2 separate regions of the Homo sapiens genome follow, and region 1 is linked to region 2. The links are chromatin loops, found by intact Hi-C in ENCODE. Cell type or tissue: PC-3. All regions are shown on one strand.

What was found. A loop is a pair of places that touch in the nucleus more often than their neighbours do. Peaks named below come from ENCODE experiments on the same cell type or tissue, not always from the same donor. Only the 100,000 strongest peaks of a DNase experiment are listed, where the experiment ranks them.
Region 1: a loop joins it to region 2, with 4 times the contacts of the local background. A loop is called at or near these places in 2 of 110 quality-filtered maps.

What each region holds. Positions count from the first base shown.
Region 1 is chr6:105,675,204-105,677,703 of GRCh38, reverse strand. No RefSeq gene overlaps it. Among named protein-coding and RNA genes, the nearest start is that of LINC02836, 44 kb to the right of the region's middle. In PC-3, no CTCF peak of the experiment used is centred here; a DNase peak (open chromatin) is centred at 1,443; H3K27ac peaks cover 735 bases.
Region 2 is chr6:105,595,221-105,597,720 of GRCh38, reverse strand. No RefSeq gene overlaps it. Among named protein-coding and RNA genes, the nearest start is that of LINC02836, 36 kb to the left of the region's middle. In PC-3, no CTCF peak of the experiment used is centred here; a DNase peak (open chromatin) is centred at 1,280; H3K27ac peaks cover 2,348 bases.

The sequences.
Region 1 (2,500 bases), 80 kb before region 2:
GTGCATGGTTGAATTTGGGAACCATTCACTGAGAAGCAGAAGATGGAAGAAGGGGTTGGATGACAGGGCTTGAACGAGTTCAGTTATGACGTGTTAAAGTGAGATACCTATTAGATACTGAGCAGGAGAGGTTGAGTAGACAGTTTGATGTCAAGGAATTCAGTGGAGGGTTCAAGGCTGGAGATAATAATCTGGGAATTTATTCATATACAGGCTATCTAAAGCCATGGGATTAGACAAGGTCATGTGAGATGTGAGCTTAGATAAAAGAAGATAATGTACAAGGATTGAATCCTGAGATATGATAACACTTAGAGTTAGGGAGAAGAGGTGAGTCCCACATCAAAGACAGGAGAGGAAGTAAACCAGGAGGATGGCACCAGAGAAACTAAAGGAGAAAAAAGTTTTAAGAAGATCAGAGCAGCTTTTAAAAGTGAAAAGTTGAAAAGTGTGTAATTGCGCTATGGTTATAAAAGATGGTATTATTAGAGGAAGCTATGTGAAAGTACTTAGGAGCCCTCTGAACTATTTTTGCAACTTCCGTGAGTCTAAAAGTATTTCAAAGCAGACATTTAAAAAAATAGTTAAAAGTAGTTTTAAGAAAAGGAGCAAACAAATGCTGCTGAGAAGTCAGTGAAGAAGAGGACTTGGAGTTGAGTGTTTAATTTGGCAACATGGAGCTCATTCATTAATGACCTTGCTAAGAGCAATTTCATGGAGTAGTGAGAACAAAAGTTTGAAATGAGTGTTTTCGAGAGAATGGGAAATGAGCATGTCAAGATAGTGAGTATAGACCATTTTTTGGAAGATTTTTACTATGAGAGAGAACAAAGAAATATGCAGTATGTGGAGGTGCACATAGGGCCAGGGAGCATTTTAAAACATAGTTAAAAGTTGAAATTCCAGTTGCTTAAGTCTGTATATTTCACTAACCACTTTTTTTATTGTAATCTACTAAATCATTTAATTCTATATTAGCTGATAATGGAATTTTCTTTTGCCATTCATGAGTTTTCTTCTATCCCCTCTAAATTATAATTTAATTAGTTTCTATAAACTTAATTCCTTGGGTTTTATCCTGTTATCTATCACTTTTGACCTAGTTTGCATCATTCAAAGTACTCGTCTGACGCTATCTTCCATGAGCTATTTTCTGTCCAGGGAAATATACAACTAACTCTTCTCAACAATTTTAGAACTCCAAGAACATTCTCACCTTTGCATAGACACGAGATTCAGATTTGTGTGCTTTTGCATGTGTTTAGCAGTTAATCAACAAAGTTCCTTTAGGAGCCATTGTGGAAGGAATATGCTCTGGGTGTTGTGAGGTTACAGAGGGATGGAGCATTTGAAGGGCCGTGTGCATTTCATGACTAAAGAAGCCTGAGCACTCTGGCTAGCTGTGGTTATGGCTCAGCTTAATGGGCTGACTCATTTCTGTGGCTGCTTTATAATTTTGTATCTCAAAGGGCCACCGTTCCTAAATACCTCCTGTCTCCTTCAGCATCTCCTGCCAACACTTGTAACTAAAATCAAATAGTCACGGCAAAGCCATGCTTTTTAACTGACAGTGCACACACCAATTATCTAAGTGTAGAGCAGGAAGATACACAGAGACTTCCCCCCCTCTCAATTGCTGGTCAGAAAGATCCAGCAACAACAAAAGACAAAGCATCTTGTTTCACAAAGCACATTAAATAGAGCAAACAGGCCTCTAACCCAATGGTTTAATTACAGTATAGGGCATTGTGGCAAACCATGCTTAGCCTTTCAAACCACTTGTGTGTTTCTCAATAAAAAGGAAAGCTCACCCAAAACCCTCACAAAGCTTCTCACACCCTGAGAAAGCAATGGTGTCAGAGAACACTATTCTGTTGGTTTTCGTCTTCAGTTCCCAAACTATCTCAACTTAGGAGCGTTAACTCAAACATGAGGAATTCATATATGGTTTTTTTCCTCTGTCTTCTAGCCAGTCTGACTGTCTGTCCTAACTTCATGCATCCCACTCCCTCCACTTTATTTAGAGTTTTTTGTGCAGGGAGCTTTAGGTAGAAGTTTTTGAACTAATCATCTCATCAGTTCAAGCCTCATTAACATCATCAGTCCAATCAAGGCCTCTATAAGTCATGATTTATATTTCTTTTTTTTTTTCTTTTTTTTTTTTTTTGAGACGGAGTCTCGCTCTGTCGCCCAGGCTGGAGTGCAGTGGCGGGATCTCGGCTCACTGCAAGCTCCGCCTCCCGGGTTCACGCCATTCTCCTGCCTCAGCCTCCCAAGTAGCTGGGACTACAGGCGCCCGCCACTACGCCCCGCTAATTTTTTTGTATTTTTAGTAGAGACGGGGTTTCACCGTTTTAGCCGGGATGGTCTCGATCTCCTGACCTCGTGATCCGCCCGCCTCGGCCTCGCAAAGTGCCGGGATTACAGGCGTGAGCCACCGCGCCCGGCCCATGATTTATATTTCTTTTTCCCCCTCCACAAGCAGTCACTCTAGAGTACT
Region 2 (2,500 bases):
GGAATTCCTTTAAAAAGGAGATCCTGCCATTTGCAACATGTGTGAAACTGGAAGACATTATACTAAGTGAAAGAAACCAGACATAGAAAAATATGGCATAATCTTTCTTACATGTAGAATCTTAAAAAATAAAAAAAGTCAAATACATAGAAGACAGAATAGAACAGTGATTACTAGAGGTGGCAAGGGTTGTGGGAAAGGGGGTGGAATGGGGAGATGTTGGTCAGAGGGTATGAAGTTGCAGTTACATGAGGAAGTCTAGAGATCAAATGTACAGCATGAGGACTATAGCTAATAATATTGCATTGTATACTGAAAATTTGCTAAAAGAGTAGATTTTAGGTGCTTTTACCACACACACACATACACAAGTAATATGTGAGGTGATAGACATGTTAATTGGCTCGACTTGTAGTTATCATTCCAGTTTATATGTATATCAAAATATATAGAGGCCGGGCACGGTGGCTCACATCTGTAATCCCAGCACTTTGGGAGGCGGAGAAGGGTGGATCACTTGAGGTCAGGAGTTCAACACCAGCCTGACCAACATGGAGAAACCCTGTCTCTACTAAAAATACAAAATTAGCCAGGGTGGTGGCGCATCCCTGTAATTCCAGCTACTTGGGAGGCTGAGGCAGGAGAATCGCTTGAACCTGGGAGGCGGAGGTTGCAGTGAGCCGAGATGGCACCATTGCACTCCAGCCTGGGCAAAAAGAGCGAAACTCCATCTCAAAAAAAAAAAAAAAAAATATATATATATATATATATATATATATATATATATATATATATATGTATGTATATACAGGTTGTATATCTTAAATATACACAATAATATTTTTCAAGTGTATTCCTGATCTACACACTGCCAATTATAGTGCAATGGCCACCTGGGAACTTAATGAGTCTTATATGATGCTCATAATCCACTTTCCTACACACAAAAAATTCATTCTCATAAGTCTTTATCCTAGAGGGACTTCCTGTTTCCACGTTGGAATTTTAATTGCACGTGCCATCCAGATGGCAAAAGGCAGAATGTCCTAGAAGTGTTTGATAGATTTACTTTAAATGTGATTTTAAGTGTGTGGTATTCAATGTCCCCTACGCACATTCTAATTCATAGTCTGTTGAATTGGAAGTTGCCCTAACCACATTCCACTGAGTACCCGTCACATACAACAAACTCATACTAAATCCAGCTTTGTTAAACTGTTATTCAATGGGCATTTCAATCACAGACATAGTAAAGTATCCTAGTTCTCAGCTGAGAACCACAGTCAGTTATAACATCCTGGGAAAATAGTCAATTTCATCTGTGATTCATGTTGGAATAATGCAGTGCTTTCTAGTAAGAGATTCCTTGGAGCTGTGTCTACAGTTTAACAGCAGACAAGTTTTACAAGAACAATTTGCTAAACAAAAAGTCCCCTCATAACTTTTGGAAACTGAGTTTGCACAAGTATATTTGAATAGCATAGGCATTACTGAAAGGTGGCCAAATGTAGTGCAGTAATCTCATATCAATTTCCAGTTCTTGAATAACAATATTCAAAGTTGAGGTTGAGATTCCGCTGCTTTCAAATGTAGTTTTTTTGTTCTGAGTTGATCTATCTTCCTCCCTGCAGTTTATCACATTTCACATCCTGAGAATGGAACCACTGATCTCCACTGACATTTTTAATGATATTGGTAGTTTTTGAGATGCTTTATGTCTCATGACTAAGCAGCAGACTTAAATATACAGGCATTGTGGACCAGATTTCCTGTCTTCCCCTGAGATGCTGTGAAAGTTGAGGCAAATGATATGCTACACCCATACCTCAATGTTCCCATCTGTGAAATAGAGGAACAGTACTGATCTACAACACAGGGCCTTTCTCTATCTTTAGGAAGAAAATGTTTACCAGTAGAAAGTGATACTATATTATTAAATCAAAATATTTTATGTTGGGGGTGAAATATTTGTGGAGTCAGTTCTAGCATTTTTGGCACTTTCATTTAGGAGAAAAGTCTTTATTTTAATATAAAAATGTATCATTTAAAAATTCATAGAAAAGAAAAGCATGCTTTTTGCGGTATTGAAGTAACACATAACTGTCAGGATTAGGAATCTATCTATCTATAGAAAATGGCTAACTTTGGAGACATTTCCAAGAGTATTTGTACCTCACATCATTAACACTGTCTCATATGACACTAGCAATTCTGGTTCCTGCAAAACTAAGTAATGTGGAAATTAGGGCTTTGCCTTAATAGATGCTACACAGCATAGGAAATAAAACAAGGAGCAAGTTCTGTTTTCCTGTGTTCCATAATTGTATGCAAATCCCCACACTTGATATTTCATATCAAGTCTTCAAAATACACCTTTTGTGGGCCCTGGAAAGAAAGTCGATCTTTCCTAAGACACACTTAATATTCCCCAGCTGTCACCTCACCACACACATCACCACCCAAGGTGGTTGAATTTCTGTGGTGTGATATACAACATGGA